2 separate regions of the Homo sapiens genome follow, and region 1 is linked to region 2. The links are chromatin loops, found by intact Hi-C in ENCODE. Cell type or tissue: endothelial cell of umbilical vein. All regions are shown on one strand. Each heading gives the region's core, and the rest is flanking DNA. Links, peaks and the distances in the headings are about the cores only. Region 1 overlaps KIAA1328. Region 2 overlaps CELF4 (CUGBP Elav-like family member 4).

Region 1 (9,757 bases), core at 1,281-9,280, 600 kb before region 2:
CATATACCTATTTTTTAATTGAGGTAATATACTACATTTACCATCCTTTCCATTTTTAAGTGTATAGTTCTGTAGTAATACTTACATTTATATCCTTTTTTTCCCTTCATTCCCACCTCCCCACTACCCCTTCACGGCCTCTGATAACCACTATTCTACTCTTTATCTTCATGAGATGTACTGTTTTAGCTCCCATATGTGAGAATGTGCAATATTGTCTTTCCATTCTTGGCTTATTTCACTTAACATATTGACCTTCAGTTTCATCTATGTTGCTGCAAATGGTAGAATTTCATTCTTTTTTATGGGTGATCAATATTCCATTCTGTATAGTATATATTTCTCATTTTCTTTGGTCACTTAGGTTGATTCTGTGTCTTGACTATTGTAGTAAATAGTGCTTTAATAAACATGGGTGTGCAGGTGTCTCTTCAGCACACTGATTGCAGTTCCTTTGGGTATATACCCAGAAGTGGGATTGCTGGAACACATAGCAATTCTATTTTTAATTTTCTGACGAACTTCCATACTGCTTTCCATAATGGCTCTGTTAATTTACATTCGCAAGAACAGTTCACACAGGATCCCTTTTCTCTATATCCTCACCAGCACTTGTTATCTTTCATCTTTTTGGTAATAGCCATTCTGAGGGGAACGAGGCAATACCTTATTGTTATTTTAATTTGCATTTCCCTGATGATTAGTGATGATGAGCATTTTGTCATTTATCTCTTGGCCATCTGTAGGTCTTCTTTTGAGAAAAGTCTATTTAGGTCCTTTGCCCATATTTTGATTGAGTTGTTTGCTTGCTATTGAGTTGTTTGAGTACCTTCTATTTTCTGGATATTTGCCTCTTATCAGATGTATGGTTTACAACTATTTTCTCCCAGTCTGTGGATAGTCTCATTACTCTGTTGTTTCCTTTCCTGTGCAGAAGCTTTGATGTAATCCCATTTGTCTATCTTTACTTTCGTTGCCTGTTCTTTTGATGTCAAATCCAGGAATTCACTGTCCTGACCAACAGAGAATTTCCTCTATGTTTTCTTCTAGTAGTTCTGTAGTTTTAGGATGTACATTTAAGTCTTTAATCCATTTTAATTTGATCTTTGTATATGGTGAGAGATAGTGGGTCTAGTGTCATTCTTCTGCATGTGGATATCCAGTATTCCCAATACCATTTATCGAAGAGACTCTGTTTTCATCATAGCGTATTCTTGGCACCTTTGCTGAAAATCAGTTGACCATAAATGCGTGGGTTTATTTTTTGGGTTTTCTATCCTATTCCATTGGTTAATGTGTTTGTTTTTGTTTTTATGCCAGTACCGTGCTGTTTTGATTACTCTTGCTTTGTAATAGATTCGAAGTCATACAGTGTTATGCCTCCAGCTTTGTTCTTGTTGCTCAAAACTTACTGTGGTTATTTGGGGTCTTTTGTAGTACAGATTTGGGGTGTTGTTTTTCCTATTTTTCTGTTTTTCGGAAAAATGACTTGGAATTTTGATAAAAATGGCACTGAATGTGTTGATCACTTTGGGTAGTATGAACATTTTAACAATATTAATTCTAATCCATGAACATGGGATACCTTTCCACTTATTTGTGTCATCGGCAATTTCCTCAATGTTTTATAATTTTTGGTATAACAGATATTTCACCTTCTTGGTTAAATTTATTCCTAAGTATTTTATTTTTTATTTTTTATGCTATTGTGAATAAGACTGGTTTCTTATTTTCTTTTTCGGATAGTTTGTTGTCAGTGTAAAGAAGTGTTACTGATTTTTGTGTATTGGTTTTGGGTTCTGCAATTTGACTGAATTCATTTATCAGCTCTAAATTTTTTTTGGTGGAGTTCTAAGGGTTTTCTAAATATAAGGTCATATCATCAGCAAACAAAAAATTTCACTTCTTCCTTTTCTATTTGGATGCCTTTTACTTTTTTTTCTTGTCTAATTGCTCTGGCTATAACTTCCAGCACTACGTTGAATAAAAGTGGTGTAGTGGTAATCTTTTTCTTGTTTCTGATCCTAGAGGAAAAGCATTTAACTTTTCACCATTGAGTATAATGTCAGCTGTGGGCTTTTCATATATGACCTTTATTGTGTTGAGGTACATGTTTTCTGTGCCTAATTTGTTGAGAGTTTTTACTATGAAAGGATGTTGAATATTGTCAAATGCCTTTTCTACATCTATTGAGATGATCACCACGGTTTTTATTGAACAAATGTCTGCTGTTTTACATGTATATATGAAAAAATATCTATTTTATATATTCTTTTATATATGTCTTTTTAGGAATTAACATTTAGACATATTTAGTCAATTTTATCTCAGATATCTTTTGAAAGAGAAATAGTTGAATTTTTTTATCCATTGTGTCCAAAGACACTGTATTCTAACAAGGTGGGAAAGACTGATAAAATGGCACATTTTAAAAAATGAACATTCCAGTTAATTTCTTATAAAAAGATATGACTTTGGAGACAGAAAAGCTGCTTTTCTTGACTTCAGAAGTGCAAGATGGGCAGAAATGGAACCTAGAATTTTGTCATAGTGGTTTAGACAGTGCTTGTTAACCAGTGCTCCTCAGGCTATAAGGTACACGTTAATCACCTGAGCAGCTTGATAAAATGCAGAATCGAATCCACATCTAGAGTGCGGCTCAGGATTTTGCATGTCTTAGAAGTTCCCAGATGATACCAGTGCTGCTGTCCCTGGACCACACTTAGACTTCCTTCCTGACAGTAAGTTTTTCTCTTTTTATGGCAGGTTGATTATATAGAAAGGTTAAACCCAGTGTAGACAACTATTCATGAAGTGTACTTTGATAAGAAAGGTATGCCGTTGACAAAGCTTGCTGTAGTTGTGAAGCATTTGATGTAAGACTATTAACTAAGTGAAAGGCTATGAATTCTTGAAGTTTTATCCTGACTTCCCTTTTATATGAATGTAATGCCTGTATTTTTCAGAAGACTGAAAAGCCTATAATAAGCTGCATTCATCATTGGTAAATAGAGTGCTCATTTTACTTTTTTTTTTTTTTTTTTTTGAGACGGAGTCTCGCTCTGTCACCAGGCTGGAGTGCAGTGGTGCGAACTCGGCTCACTGCAACCTCTGCCTCCCGGGTTCAAGCGATTATCCTGCCTCAGCCTCCTGAGTAGCTGGGATTATAGGCACATGCCACCACGACCAGCTAATTTTTGTATTTTTAGTAGAGATGGGGTTTCACCATGTTAGCCAGGATGGTCTCGATCTCTTGACCTTGTGATCCACCCGCCTCGGCCTCCCAAAGTGCTGGAATTATAGGCATGAGCCACCATGCACAGCCGAGTGCTCATTTTTCTTATGCGACTTTTGACCAATTCAGATTTTGAATGATAAGTGAACGCGAAATAAGGAATCATCCCATTTTTTGAGTCAGTTGGACGTTTACTCACCTCAGGCTTCTGGAAAGATCTTGGTTGTCAAATTAGAGCAGGGACACAAACCGTTTGGTATGATTAATAGTTTGAATAGCAAAAGGGACAGATTTCAATATATATACTTTAACATATTTAAAAATATGTATACCCACACATACATGTATAATTTTTTTCTCCTGAATTCTTATAAAGCTCTGTACCTGAGGAGAGAGAGAGCCTTTCTAGCCTTTTTAAAAGGAGATAGAGGCCAGGTGTGGTGGCTCATGCCTGTAATCCCAGCACTTTAGGAGGTTGAGGTGGACTGCCGACTTGAGATCAGGAGTTCGAGACTAGCGTGGCCAACGTGGTAAAACCCTATCTCAACCTAAAATACAAAAACCAGCCAGGCCTGGTGGTGGATGCCTGCAATCCCAGCTACTCGGGAGGCTGAGGCAGGAGAATCACTTGAACCCAGGAGGCGGAGGTTGCAGTGAGCTGAGACTGCGCCACTGCACTCTAGCCTGGGCGACAGACAGAGCAAGACTCCATCTCAAAATAAATAAACATGTATATAAATATTAATTAATTAAATGAGATAGAAAAAGTCAGTAATACTCTCATGGAAATAGACATATAAAACACATTTTTTAAAATTATAAAATTTTGATATTTATTCATAATTACTCTTACCCTATTCACAAATATAGAAGAGGCATTTACATTTTACTACTGTATGGTCAGTTCTGCTATAAGGAGACATTTGCATTTCTAAAAATCACCATACCATGCAGAATCATTACTAAAGACCCCAGGAAGCTTATGGGAAAAATAGGTTTAGAAGTACAACAATAAAAAGAAATTGTTTAGTGAAACATTAAGAAAAAAAAGAACCTAATAAAAATGATAGAACAGTTGTACATGCATTATGTTATAAAGAAATTCATAAATACTACAATAAATATGGTACTTTGCCTTGAAAAAACTGAAGTATGCTTGTGGAAGTTAATATTGAAAGGGTTGCAGCTTCTGAGTTATTGTAAAATGGTATAGGGAAGGTTGCTGAAGTGGGATATAAAGTTGTAACACCATCTATTAGTAGGTATGGCTTATAACACAAAGGGAACTGAAATAGCTGGAAGATATTTAAGATGTGAGGCCTGTTGGCGCATATTTTAAATATTTCTACTGGGCTTGGTCAGCTAGATGTAGTTTTCTGCCTGCACCTGGTGTTTCTCACAGTGATATTCACGTTATGCTCAAATTGCTTCCAAATACATCAAATGCACAGGAACGAATTTTGGTTTTCTGAACAAGTGGTGTAGCAGAACTGACTGTATATGAAATTTCACGCTTTGTTAGAGACATAGAACAAACCTTTAATTTTACTGCAATTCAGTTCCACAGGCAGTAGGGGGAGTAGTAGGTTCACAAATCGCAGCACCACTGACGAGTGCTTTTCTTAGTTTTGCAGCTATACGTATGGTAAATTATCATTTTATAGTTACAGTTATAAGCAATTTGGTAGAAAAAGACAGCTAAATTGTGCAGTGTTGCTTTTGTTTTCATTTTATAATCTGAATGTATTTTTTAATGAGAAAACAAAATCCAGATTAATTTTTAATAGGAGTAACCCTTTCTGTGGCTTAGTCTTGTGCCACCCACTAGACCTTGCATTTCACTTTTAATTGATCTCTTGTGTATGGTAGAAATTAGCCATCATATAGCTGAGACATTATGTCTGTATACTGGGGAGCGAATGTTTTTAGCTATATTATTGTGACTCTTACTGCTTAATAAAAGGGAGATTTAACAGGTGACTTGATCGACACATATGTTAATTTAAAATTTCTCTACCAATTCATAGAGACAGAACATTCCCAAATTTTATTCCAGGAATCAGCCCTAGAAATGATGCCAAAGCAAATTTAATTCCCTTAGCCTTATTAGAATTTGTTACAGTGTTATGCAGACTGCTCCCTGGGTATAGGAATCAGGGCCCATCAGACATCTTTATGTAAAACACTTGGTGTGCACTGAAGGAGCTAACAATGTACCTGGGCAGAGTGCCTTCCTTGTTTGTTTGGGGCATGTATATTGAAAGGGAATGTCATATATTATAAATAGTACCTAACCCTTGCTATAATGATTGCTGTAATCCAACTTTGTATGCATATTTATTATGAAAGGATAGATTTGCCTTTTATAAAGGAACAAAAATTTTGTTTGTAGTATTTTATTTAAGTGTACAACTACTTTCATTATAGAACCTTTCTTAGCTGATGTGTTGACTTGCTCAGCATTGATACCTGCTGATGCCCAAGTGGTGATCTGTGTGTCTTAAAACACAGTCTGTCATTCTACATGGTTTATATATTTCAGAGCCATTATCTGAACTAGGGGCCAGATAAAGATAAACTGCTTCATCACTGATAATGTTAAGTCCAGTAGTCTTGCAATACCTGTAATCTTTATTTGATTAATATAAATAGATCATATCAGTGTTTTTAACCAGAGTGGGGAGTTATTTAGCATTGTTCATTGCTTTTAAGTTATTTTTGAACAATTTTTGCACAGGTGGTATAGATAGAACTAGAAAACAAGTCATTTGGGTGTTGGAAAACTGAATAATACTGTGATTTAATTGATGCCAGTTGGAGAAAAAGAAGAAATTTTGTTTTGATGGATAACATAGTCCTTAACTTTATTCAGTGTGGTTTCTCTTTTATTATATATAGGTTATCCTAACTTAATTCATTTGTATTATACCATATGCCATTTTGGATTCACTTCAAAGAGTAATCAAATCAGGAACTAATCATGAGATATTATTCTCTGGTAAAGTAAATTTCATGTTTCCTTAAAATGTAACTGGTATGTATTAGCACTTTCCTGTTAAAAAGTGACATCATTTAACACTATTATCATGATGCTGTAAACAGTAGTAGGACGATAAACTTTCTTGGAGCATTAACTCTTGTTATTTAAGTGTAAAAATTCAACATTATGATTTGAAAATACTGAAAATGATTGGAAGAATTGGATGTTTATCAATTGTCTTACCTACACTTCATAAACTATATAGTACCAAATATGTGTGCATACTCTACTGGATAATAATCATGTTTGTAAAATGGGACTGCTGTAGAACCTCATGTCATACTGTTTTTCTTGAATAGCTAAGAAGTAGAAATTTGGGGATCTCCAGCCTCTGTATTGAATTTGAAGCTGTGGTAGAATATAAGGTCATGGGGGCCAGGCGCGGTGGCTCACACCTGTAATCCCAGCACTTTAGGAGGACAAGGCGGGCGGATCACAAGATCAGGAGATCGAGACCATCCTGGCTAACACGGTGAAACCCCATCTCTACTAAAAACACAAAAATATTAGCCAGGCATGGTGGCGGGCGCCTCTGTTCCCAGCTACTCAGGAGGCTGAGGCAGGAGAATGGCGTGAACCCGGGAGGCGGAGCTTGCAGTGAGCTGGGATCACGCCACTGCATTCCAGCCTAGGCAACAGAGTGAGACTCTGTCTCAAAAAAAAAATACAAGGTCATGGGGAAGTAGCACAAACAGAGTAGGTTCTTGGACATTATCTTAGGGAGTATGTCCATTTAATGATGGGTAAAGAAAAGGATATCAGTGAAAGAGATTTAAGGAGCAATCAGTAAGGAAGAAACAGAATGAACCAGTAACTGCGAAACCAGGAGAGGAGATCTGTTGAAGAAGGAAGTGACCAGCAAAGAGGATAAAACCCCAAATCAGGTTGTTACATTTAACAATTAATAGATTAAAGAATACTTGTCAAGAATCCAGTTTAAATAGAGTGAGTGATGGAAAACATATAGGGCCAAAAAGTAAACTGGAACTGAGGAAACAGAGACTGTGAATATAGATTAATTTTTTGAGAACTTTGGTAATAATGAGGAAGAGGGAGAGATGTTGGCAGCTTAAGAAGAAAGCTTTGTTTGAGAAAGGCTTTTCTTAAGATAAACATGAATGCTTATGGACAGTAGCAAAAAGCTTTTGGCTCAGGGATTGTTCTTTTAAATGTTTATGGGCTAACTTATGTAGTATTCATAGTATTAAAATAGTAAAGTAAAACCTAGCCCCTTGATTTTAGTGATATTGTGAAACTTTTGTCTTTGAGTATTTTTGGGCTATTCCTCTATAACATTTCTTGAATGGAGGGTAAAACAAAAAATCTGGTTCTTTACCAGTGTTTCAGAATCATTCTGCTGAACAGTCCACATAAGCTTAATTATATTAAGAACCATTGAAGTAAAGTTGTTCATAAAATTTTTTTTGCCTTAGTCTTTGTGGCATTTGCTGAGTTTAGACAATAACCGCCCCCCCCACGAAGTTACTTAATTTTTCTCTGAGCAGTAATTTACATGTGTGATCAATAGCCTCAGTCATTTTCAAAGAGACAAGTAATGAAATATTCCTACTACTTTTAAAATTTTAACCTTAAGATGATAACTGTGATTCCATTGTATAAGAACTCTCCTTTTTCACTTCAGTTAATACAGTTTTATTGAATGTGTTTGATTTTCACTTAGAATTATTAATACTGGGTGATATTTTCATACTACATTACAGAGTACTTGCAACTCTGGTGAGAATGCTGTTCCCCAAGGCCATAGCTAATGGTCTAGCAATGTTAAACTGAATTTAGAAATGATACTGTAAACTTATGCTTAAAAGTGTGGGTGGGTGATATAGAAGATGAGTATCTTTTTGGAAATAGAAGAGAGAGGGTGTGGTTGTTTCCTTCTCATGGACTCTTCCCCCAGTATAAATTCTTAAGCACTACAGGTAGTATTTGCTAATTGTTATTACATGTTGAATATCCTGTATCCAAAATTCTTGAGGCCAGAAGTGTTTCAGATTTTGGATTTTTTTAGATCTTGCGGTATTTGCAATATACTTACCAGTTGAACATCCCTAATCCGGAAATCCAAAATGCTGCAATGAGCATTTCTTCTGGACATTATGTTCATGCCCAAAACATTTCAGAGTTTGGAGTATTTCTAATTTTGGATTTCAGATTAGGGATATTCAACCTATACTTCAGTAGTTAGCCAAAATAGAAATGTTACACTGCCCTAAAAATTCAGAATGCTGCTTCCTTTTAAAGAAGAAAGTGGATTATTTTACATCTCTTATTTTACTTTCTATATGCTTCCTTCCAAAACAAAAACAGTTGACCAAAACAGATAAAATAAACACAGAAAGACATACCAAGAATGACTTAAAGGGAGGAAGCAAAGGAGTCCAATAATGTATTACATTTCAACATAAAGGAGAAGGATGGGCCTCCTCTCACTGGTGTGAAAGAGGGTTCTTAGAGATGATTGATACGCATACCGTAAGTATGTTCCCTGGACCAGCAACATCAGCATTACTCAGAAGCTTGTTAGACCCTACCTCAGATCTACTGGATCAGAATTTGCTTTCCAACAAGACCCACAGGTAATTCTTTTGTACATTACATTTTAAGGAATGCTGCTCTAGTGGTTCTAAGACTTTATTCTAAATCTCAGCTCACTGCTAGGTTATCCTTGGATAAGTTATTAACCATTCTGTGCTGCAGATTTATTTGTAAAATGAGATTAATAATAGTACATAATGGGTTTTTTCTTTTAATAAGAATTAAATATAATCTCTTTAAATTAAATATAATGTTAGTCCCTCACCTTCAAGTAGAGGTTATACTGAGCTATTCAAAGATACTGTGGTTCAGGCATCCGTTCCTGGTGATAGGTGCTTAATTGTGAAATAGGTGATGATAGTATCTTATTCTTAAAAGAGAACTCTGATGAAATCTCTGAAGAAGGGAGAGATGACAAGCATAAAAATGATAGCACTGGAAGATGAAATACTGTATATGAGGAACACTTGATGTCACTGGATTGCTTCGTGTGGGAGAAAGAAGATTGAGGGACCACTTAAACTCGGTTTACATTTCCACTAAGAAATGAATTGTTAGGCTCCTGTAATCCCAGCTACTCGGGAGGCTGAAGCAGGAGAATCGCTTGAACTTGGGAGGTGGAGGTTGCAGTGAGCCGAGATCACGCCACTGCACTCCAGCCTGGGCGACAGAGCAAGACTCCGTCTCCTAAAAAAACCAGAAATGAATTGTATTACATGGTAAGATAAAATAGTTCAAGGAGACAAATATAGGAATGTTGATAAAAAGAGTCAAACTCTGTAAAACATTTAAGGAGGCTTATTATGTGCCAAATATGGGTGACCAAGGCCTGTGACACAGCCCCAGGATGTCCTGAGAACCTGTGCCCAATGTGATTGGGTGACAGCTTGATTTTATACATTTTAGGGGGACAAGTTACTGGCAGACAT
Region 2 (9,757 bases), core at 1,123-9,122:
CGAATGTCTCCTTCCATTGCTGGAGAGCTTTGAGTTTTCCTGTCTTGGTTCACAGACATTATCCCACGAGCTTGTCCTCATTTCCCTGAGTGTGAGTAGGGAACCCCAGAGAGGAGACTGGATTTGCTGAGCCACACAGAACCTATTAGACTCTCTTTTGCCTCCACTACGGCAGGTGAGAAATTTGGGAATCCGGAGTTTCTAACATGGAGTCAATGTCTTGGCCCCTCAACCTCCCCAGCAATTGGCCCATACAGCAGGGGGGTGATTTGAGTGGGGGCCCTTCTGATTCAGAGAATAAATCACCTGGTAATTCAGGGGCTGGCTTAAGAACATGGCCATGTGGAGCCCCCAAGCTCATAAAGCAGATGAATTAAAGGGCAACTATTCACATGGCAGAAGGATTCTTTTATTTCTAAAAGGATCCCTTATAAGGCTCTTCTGGTGAGCAAACACAGCACATTTCAAATAAGATTCATTGTAAAATGACAAAAAAGAAGATAATAACAATTTGCATTCACTATTTCGGGAGCAGCTACTGTGAGAATGGAGGCCCACCTGTATATCATCAGAGCTCCTGCATGTCCCTCTCCTGGAGAAAGTGGGGAGCTGCAGAGATGGGGAGAAATTCGGGGGATGGGGAGAAAGGCATTGCCGTGACCAAATCTGTCCTTCTCTGACTTGGAAGGAAACCTTGTCATCTCCACGTCAGGGGAAAGCAGTGGGGTGGTCCTGGAGTCGGGGGCTTGGTTCGGCGGATTATTGGATCCTGGCTCCTTGTGGTGTATGGTGGAGTTATTCCAGAGCCTTGAAGCGCAAATGCTGTGAAGACAGATCTGCTGACCCAGCCAGGACTGTGGACCTGGCCGCTGGGCCCCGATGGATTCCCCGTCTCTCATTCCTTACTGACAGGCTCCTGGGTATTGGCAATATTTGCCTTATGGCATCAGAGCGGCGTTTCCCGTATTCACATAGTTAAATTAGTTAGCTGGATAGAAACCTCAGAGATGATGTATCTAGTTGTCAGTTGTGACTTGGTGCTAATGGCACTACAATTTGGTTACAGTCCTCGCCGTCATTAATCATCGGCCCCTAGCTGGCTGCATACTGGGTGCTGGGGAGGGGGAAGGGCAGGGCTGGCTTGGGCAGAAGGTGTCCAGCACCCAGGCTGGGGCTCTCCCTCTTCCTCTGGGTGGGGCATGGGCTCTGTCACTGGGCAGGCCGCTGTCCCTCGGTCCCCACCGGCACCACTGCACTAGCCCTGCACACCTCTATTTATTAGCATCATGCTACTTATGCTAATAGCAGACCGTACACTATTTCTGAGCATTAACATCTGCTCCAAGCAGCCGACTTTCACTTACAGAAACTGATTTCAGCTCAGTCAAGCAGATAAACAGAGAAATCAAAGCAGGTGGCTAAAAGTGAAGGAGGAATTCTCAATTCCTGCATTCAACCGACGAACTTCACTAAAGCCATAATTAATATTCAGATAACTATATTCCGACACATAGAATAAACAAGATCATTTAAAGGATGCAAAATACATCCCCAGGGCCAGAGGGGAAGAGAGGGAGGGGAAGAGAAGGGAGGGAAGGCAGAGGACTGGGTATGAATGCAGACACTTCCTGCTCTGGCCTATTGTCTGGTCGGTTTCAGCCTTAGAGAAGAGGTGACATGCCTCACAGAGCCGGGTGTTTACAGAACCCCTTCTGAAAGCGAGCAGGGGCTGGGGCTGCACAGCACTGTTCCAGGTCGTGGAACCCTGATGCTGCCAGTAGAAGCAAGAGAAACTGAGGTGCCATGTCCCAAAGGCTTGCGATGTCTACATGGCAGGCTGACGGAAAGCTGTCCTCTGTACTCATTTCCTCACCCTTGAAGCTGTCTGAAGGCATGGCTAGTCCTAGGCACCTGGCTGCCGTGTGGCCTCGGATGGGAGGTGGGCCTCCCTGCACCCAGGTCTTCTCCAACAATAGAACACCATGCTGGAAATCCTCCCTGACTATGGAGGATTAGCTAATTGGTGATTCTGGAATTAAAAATAATGCCTCTGTATGATTTGGACCAGGTGGAATCTGACTCTTTAGATTAAAATCTACATGACAGTACATACCTTATTGGCGTTATTTATTGTCTTTTTGTTGTTTTTCCTAGTCAGTCTTTTCAAAATGTTAAAATAAGACTGAATTCATTGTACGGAACAAATTCTGAAGACAATTGCTCCTGTTTCAAAGAGCAGTGGCCCAGGGATCCGAAGTTGCAGACTTTCCGAGCAGCTCCCAGTCCCCACACAACTCTGAGATCTATATGGCAAAATTCAGGAGCCACCTTTATCATATTAGTCTACAGTGATCATGAGAGTAGCAGGAAGAGTTCACGTAACCCATCACTTGACATGGTACACGCTCCCCTGTGTGCACATGTGGGCCGTTAGGTAATACACGTGTATTACTTAAGAGCGTTTATATGTACTGTGAGCTCCGAAGGGATAGTAAGCAGCCACGTTCTGAACACGGGATTCAAGCCAGCCCTGAGCACCCCTGGGGAAAGGGGCGGCCACCAGGAGGCCAGGCCACAGAGGAGCATGCTCAGGTGAGCCCTGCCATCACAGTGTGGAGATCCCTACTTGGATCCACACTGGCCACGCAGCGAGAGAGAACACGATTCACTTCCTGGTAAAAAGGACCTTGCTAACCTTTCCTGGTCTCTTTTTGGGTTCCTCTAGTCTCGAGGGCCTTGTGGCTGAACAACAAATGTTATTGAAAACTTTAATTCCTGTTTTTGGGGAACATCCATCTCCCTCCCCACGCCCCTGCACATATGTCCTGTTTATGTCTCTTCCTCTGAGGATGGTGCTGACAGTGCTGGGAGCCCAAGTTGCATCCTGGGTGTCATCAATGCTCCTCTGGAACCACTTGCATTGTGGTTGAAATTTCCCCTGACGCCTGGACATTTTTTTGTTGTTGTTGGTTTCCCTGGAAATGACGCTCTCTGAATCACAGCTGTTTGGAGCAATGAGGGGAGGTGGGAGGATACTCCCTGGAGGGGTGATGGGAGGGGTGGGGTGGCAAACAGGCTTTTCCAGGGAAAGCTGAGAACTGCACAGGCCAGAATGGTTGTGGGGTAAGGCTTGTGGTCTTCAGAGTCCCAAGGGACAGGTGTTAGGGCGAATGGTGCATTGGAACCTGAAGGACTGGAAACTCTTTCTTCTCTAGAGTCTGACTCTCTTCTTTGTACTTTCCTGTCTCCCCCACTCCCTCCTAAAAGGGAACTTCCTGAGCAACAGCCATCTTCTCAGCCCTCGGCAAGGGGTCCCCAGCTACAGGTCTATGCAGGGCACCTGTGTGCTGCTCGCTAGCGCCTTTTCTCCACGTTTTTGCCTAATCTGAGCATCACAACATCTGTGTGGGATGGGTGAGGCAGAGATTGCTATTTGCATTTTACAGATGCAGATAGGGAGTGGGGGAGGTGGTGGCCCACCTGAGATGGCACTGTGAGACAGGAGGAGCCCTGGCCCCAGTCCCCAGGCAGCAAGTCCCCGCACATCTTGCACTTGCTCCCTCCCACACTCCGCCATCACCATCACCCCCATCTCCCAAAGCCACAGGCTCGTGTGCAGGCGGCCCAGGCTTTCACACGCTCACATAAAGCTCCCAGGCCTGGAGGGAGGCTTGGAGGACACCTCCCAGTGATGTGAGCTGTGCTCTGCGAAGGGAGAGAGGAGATGCCCCACCTTGCCAGGGGGTGCTGGCTGACTCACTTCACAAGATTCCTACACATAAAGCCAAGGACAGATGTGATCTGATGTAGCACATTCCCTGGGACTGTCCCACAGCACGACTGGCGGGTGTCATAGGTCACCCATCCTCAGCCTGGCTTTCCCGACCCTTCTGGCCACTCAGCCCTTACCTGGGCTTTCTTCTGTGCCCTCGCCTCTTTGTCCCTGGCATTTGCCTCCTCCTCTTGTATTTGTCTTCTCCCCTTACATTTTCTGCTGTGCACTCAGTTATCACCACCTTGATCATGACTTTCATTTGAATCTCCAAACTGTCACTGCCCAAACCAAACATAGGCTGGTTCTCAGAGCAGGAAGAAGAAAAATCGAATTTGGACCCAATTCCTTTGGAGTTTGGGAAATCGCACCCAGGCTGGACTGAAGGGGCCCTGTGTACACGCTGAGAGCCTGGCATTCTCGGAGGAGAATGGTGCTCTCTATCCAAGAGAAAGAGTTCCCAGCAAGTCCTTGGGGGTGTCTTTCTGCAAAAGGGCAACCTGAGTGCTAACTTCAAATGGCCTTTATGATTAAGGCAGGGAGGCCAGTTCCCGGTCGGGTCTCTGTAAAAGGACATGGTTCCTCTGTCATGCCTCTGCAAAAGGACATGAAAATTACAGGTCTTCGGGGACCATTTCAGGCTGCTGTCTCCACCCCAACTCCACATGTGAGCCTGACAGGGGCTGTTTATTTTATTTCCTTGCTTCGCTGTAGGGGTTCAGGGATGAGCCCCGGAGGTGGTGACAGATGGAGACACCCCTCCCTTTGCTTTCTCTGAAAGTAAACTAAAGAAAATACACTCATTTTATGTCCGCCAGACACAAGCTCCTCCTGGGAGAAAACTTTTTTATTCAACCTGAGGTGCCCACCTGATCTGGGAGGGTCTTGGGATTTCTCTCGTCCAACCAGGCCTGCCTCCTTGGAGCCCTACCCTCCACATGGAAGCCGCGGACGTGACTCCCCGACCTGGTGTCCCATCATGGGCTCACCCCACGGGGCTGTGTGATTGGGGCACAGACATTTGTGCCCTGTGCCCCGGAGAGTCCCAGGCGCTGAATCCAGCTCTGGAGGCGGCCGGCTCCTTGGTCCGGGTTGTGCAGTAGTCCTGGTGCCCTCTGCTGGCCACGTCTGAAAACACAGGCGGCCTCTCGCCGCATCGGGCGGACCTTCCGGGAGGCCAGAGGGATGGCGGGGTGGGAGGGCGGCCTCCTCATCCCAGGGGATGGCCCTGGTCTCTCCTGTGTGCACCTCTGAGGCCCTGCTCTCTGTACTGTGTGCCTAGGGATGCATTCCTTTTTCCTTGTCTCTCCATGGAAGAAAGACCTCACACCTGGCTCGATTCTTCACTGGCTGTGTAGCCCTGGGCAAGCTGTCCAACCTCTCTGGACCTTGTTTTGCTCTCTGAAAGGTATCACCCATCTTCAAAGTCCATTACAAATGCCAGTTCCTGTGTGTAATCCTCTCCCGAGCCGTCTTACCTTTGGCTGCTGAGGCCTGGAGCCTCTCTCTCTGGCTCTCGACTCCTTCAGGGCAGAGGCTCCTTCCTCCCTTTTTGCTTTTCTGAATCCCCCAAGCACCCACAACGCTGTCTTTACCCAGAGCAGGCACTCACTCAGCAAATACCTGTTGAATTGATTTGTGTTAAAATGGCTGCCTGGGACTAGTGATTCCCTCAGGTGCCTCCTCTGCTCTGATTCTTTTTCATTCCAATTGTCGCTTGTGGGTTGGTCTCATTCCCAGGTGAGACTTTAGATCCTAGAGGGCAGTGTGAGGGAATAGCTGGCCTGGTGCTTTAGCGAATATAGAAAGCAATTCTGACATTGTGGAGCAGTTACTTACGGGGTTCTCTCTCCCTCACTCAGCAGCACATTTCCCAGAGCCCGACTGGAAGATCCAGGCTGTAAACAACATGCTAAGGCGGGACTCCTGCTCCGTTCCTCCCGTCACCTCCCGTGTGCCTCCCCTCCTGGCACCTCCTCACCCCAGCACCCCTCTCTGCGGAGTCTCCTTCCCTGGCCGGTGGGGACCCCTGCTGCTCCCAGCAGCTCCCTCCCTGCCCCACCCTGCTGCTCTCAGGAAGCAGTGGCAGGCTTGAGAATGAAGCAATCCTCGGTCTCATCAGGGTTCTCAACGCCCTCCCCGACATGACAGACTCTTCTCCAAGGCTGCTCCTGCGCAGCAAACACACTGCCTCTTGGAAACGACAGTAACAGCTAATGTTTATTAATAGCTCACAGTGTGCTGGGAGCCTCTCCGAGAGCTTTGCACATATTATCTCATGTAATGCTTCTAATAACCCTCAACAATGGCTCTGTTATTATCTTTATTTTATAAAGAGAAAGCTGAAGCACAGAGAAGTTAAGCCACTTGCCTAAGGTCACCCAGTTAGAGAGTGGGAGAGCCCACATTCCAAGCCAGACAGTTTGATTCCAGAGCTCTTGTTCCTGACATTCCTTCAGGCAACAGGATGCCTGGGGTGGTGGACAAGGGCTGGGCACCTCTAAGACACACACACACACACACACACAAACACACACACACACACACACGCGTGCACGTGCACACACAGACACACAGCCTAAACACATGCACAGCTGTGTCCCTTGTGCTGTGCGTGTGTGAACATTCCAGTGACAGTCACACATGCCCATGTGTGTGTCTTCACTCATGCACTCTTGTTAGTCAGTGCACACGCAATGCTCTCCGCACTGTTTGATAGAACTTTCTGGCATGCAGAAAATGTGCTATGTAGACAGCACAGACTGCCTACCACTGTAGCCCCTCTTTACTTGTGGCTGTTGAACCCTGGGCATGTGGCTAGTAAAACTGAAAAACGGATTTTTAAATTACATTGGAATAAAGTTAATTTAAATGTAAATGTAAATAGCCACACACCGCTGTTAGCTACCAAATTGGTCATGCTGTCATGGGCTTGCTGTGAGGATGGAGAGAGGTGATGATCAGGTCTCATGTGCAGCGCAGGCCTGGCACATTAGAGAGCTGGACAATAGACATAGCTTTATTAATAACTACCCAATTATAACAGTGCATATGCATTGATGTGTGCGTAGCTCTCCCTGTCTCCACCTAGCCTTGCAGCCAGACACCCCATTATTCTTTACCAGGGCAGTTGAATACCACCCTCCTGACTGTGGGCTCAGACCCCAGAGTATCTCTCAAGGTGACAAGGAAGGAGGGCTTGGCTCTGGAGTGCCTGTGAGAGAAGTTTGGGGTGGGGACCCAAGTGCCTGTCTCACTTGCTGGTACCCAGGAGGATGTGGAGAGGTTGCCTGTGGCCCTAGGGTCCTCCCGTCCACTGGCTCCCTGGCCCCAGCCCAGAGCCTCCCAGGTACCTGGGTGAATGATTACATCTCTCATTTGTAAGTAAAACAGCAGCGTCTCTCTTTGTGTGTTGCTTTTATTGTTTTTTTACTTTAAAACAGGGAAAACGGGCCAGCGGTCTGCCTCAGGCATTTGGTCATGGCTCTGGGGGCCAAAGAGAAGTTCCCAAGGAGCTCTTCCCTTCTAGGGGTTCAGAGAAACGAGCCAGCACGGTCAGGCTGGTGGGGGTGGCTGGGTCGGGATATGTGGGCCACAAGGACACAGATCGTGGGGCAAGCTGGGTGGGAAGGCTCCAGACGCAGCAGTGGGGCAGGGAGGAGGGAGCTCTGCGACCTACATCACCACTGTGAATCTGGCTGACTCACCCCTGGACAGCAGTTCCCGCTCTCCCTGCTGCGTGGAATGCAACCTTGGCATCCTGGGAAAGATGCTCCAAGAAAGGGCAGCAGCAGTGGCCCTGGCAAGGGCTGGAGGGAATGAAGCTACAGCATGAGGGATTTAGGTGGGAGCATGGGAGGGACAGAGCTGGGCTAAGTTCTGTGAGATGGTGCAGGACAATTTGAGGCAGGAGGAACAGTTTCCTTTATCTCATTCATTAATGACAAAGTGAGGGCTGGCAGTGTCAGTGTGGGTGAGCACCTGCCTGGAGGTGGAGTGGGGGCATGGGGAAGGAGGACTCCCAGCATCCTCTGTTCTAGGCTTCACGCATGCATGACCTCATAGTGTGCATCACACAGTCTGTGACCTAATTGATGCTCAGTCCACACTGAGGAGGAACAATAATCACATCTAGGAAGTCTTGTTTAATTTGTTCTATTATAAATGACTTTAAATACCATGACATATTGATGCCTCTCAAATTTATACCTCCAGCCCAGATCACCACTCTGAGCTCCAGGATCATATTCCACCTGCCTTCCTAATGCCTCTCCTTGGACATCTAACAGGCCTCCCGCTCTCAGCAAGGCCAAATCAGAATTTTGATCATCCATCCCTAAAACATGTTCCTTCCCAGTAAACGGCCCCACTCAGCACTGAGTGCCTCTATTCGTCCTGGGCGCCTCTCTTTCTCCCCACATCACACCCAATCCACCAACAAGTCCTGGGACCCCTATCTCCCAAACACATCCTGACCCCGTCTGTTTCTCGCACCTTCACTGCCCTTCTTAATCCATGCCCCACCATTGCTCCTCTGGCTGCCCCCCTCCGTGTCTGCTCTCCTATAGCAGCTGGCTCCACACAGCAGCCGAAAGATCTCTGTGAAACATACATCGGAACATGGCTCTTCCAACACTTCTTGCTAACCTTAGAAAACAATTCAGACACCCCTGCCAGGCCTGATACAACCTGCCCCCACCAGCCCCTCCCACCTAATTCTCCCCATTACCCCAGGACACGCCTGTCACACTGCTCTTCCTCCTGTCTCTTGAACACACAAAGCCCATTCCTGCCTCCGGGCCTTTGCACCTGCTGTTCTCTCTGCTGGAAGTGCTTTCTCCCGCCATGTCTGCTTGTTGTTTGGATCTTGGCTTCACTGTCAGTTCCTCAGAGGAGCCCTCCCCACTGACACGTATACAGCGGCCCCAGTCATGCCTCATCCATATGTTTTAATTCTCAGCACAACACTTATGATCAGGTTTTTAATTTTAATTTTTAATGTATCATCTGACTTCCTCATGAAAATGTGAGCTCCAGGAGATCCAGAGGTTTCTGTGCCATGGTCATCGTTGTGACTCCAGCAGTGGCACAGAGTGGGTGATCAGTAACTGTTTGTGAATGAGTGAATTATTCAATCCTGATGGTGTTTGTGGGAGAAGGCCTTCTGCCTAGGGTAGAAGTGGGAGCTCATAAATGTGTTTCCTGGACTGGCTCTTGTGTACGAATTGCAAGACTAATTAAACTCATACATATTTGTGGAAATGCAAATATAATTTTATTTACCAATGACTGTAATAAAGGTAAATGCTCCTTACTTAAACAAACAATTCACTTTGGGAATAGAGCTGTAAACAGAAGCAATAAATAAACACTCGTTATTGAGTGCTCGCTGTGCACCCACTGAACTTCACGAGCTGGCTGCTCTGATCTTCCATGGTGGCATCTACACTTAGGAAGGCTGAAGCCCAGTCATGAAGACCTCTACTCCCTGGATGTGGGTACTTAACCACAATAGGCACAGGCGCTCTTCCCCAAGCGTACGACTCATGGGAGCATGGCTGGGCATCTTGGCTGTGCCACTTACTTGCTCCGTGCCCTGGGAAGTTAGGGCAGTTAAACTCTGTGCCTCTGTTTCTTTGTCTGTAAAACAGAAATTGAAATGTTCTCCTAGGAAAACTGGGAACATTAAATGAGATAGCACATTAGAGCACTTGGCATCATGCTGGGGATACGGTAAATGATAAATACATGTTAACAATTCCTCTCTTATTATTATGATTATGATTATTATCATTATATGAGACTATTCTAGATGTTTCTACATTTTCTCACTTAATTGCCATAATAACTCATGAAGCCAGTGTTGTTATTCTTGACTTACAGGTTAGGAGACGCTCCAAGCTCCAGGAATGAAATGCCTTGCCCCTGACCATTGCCTGGCTCTCAGACATGAAAACCCAAGTCTCTGGGCTCTAGATCCAGTGC

What was found. Peaks named below come from ENCODE experiments on the same cell type or tissue, not always from the same donor. Only the 100,000 strongest peaks of a DNase experiment are listed, where the experiment ranks them.
Region 1: it touches region 2 in a loop (24-fold over the local background); 14 of 110 quality-filtered maps call a loop at or near these places.

Annotation. Positions count from the first base shown.
Region 1 is chr18:36,937,649-36,947,405 of GRCh38, forward strand. The region is part of intron 5 of KIAA1328; the gene reads left to right. Among named protein-coding and RNA genes, the nearest start is that of KIAA1328, 110 kb to the left of the region's middle. In endothelial cell of umbilical vein, for the core only: a CTCF peak has its summit at 4,811; no DNase peak of the experiment used is centred there.
Region 2 is chr18:37,533,172-37,542,928 of GRCh38, forward strand. All of the region lies in intron 1 of CELF4 (CUGBP Elav-like family member 4), which reads right to left. Among named protein-coding and RNA genes, the nearest start is that of CELF4, 28 kb to the right of the region's middle. RefSeq lists enhancers at 578-1,078, 7,335-7,629. In endothelial cell of umbilical vein, for the core only: a CTCF peak has its summit at 4,899 (motif pointing left); a DNase peak (open chromatin) is centred at 4,870; H3K27me3 peaks cover 695 bases.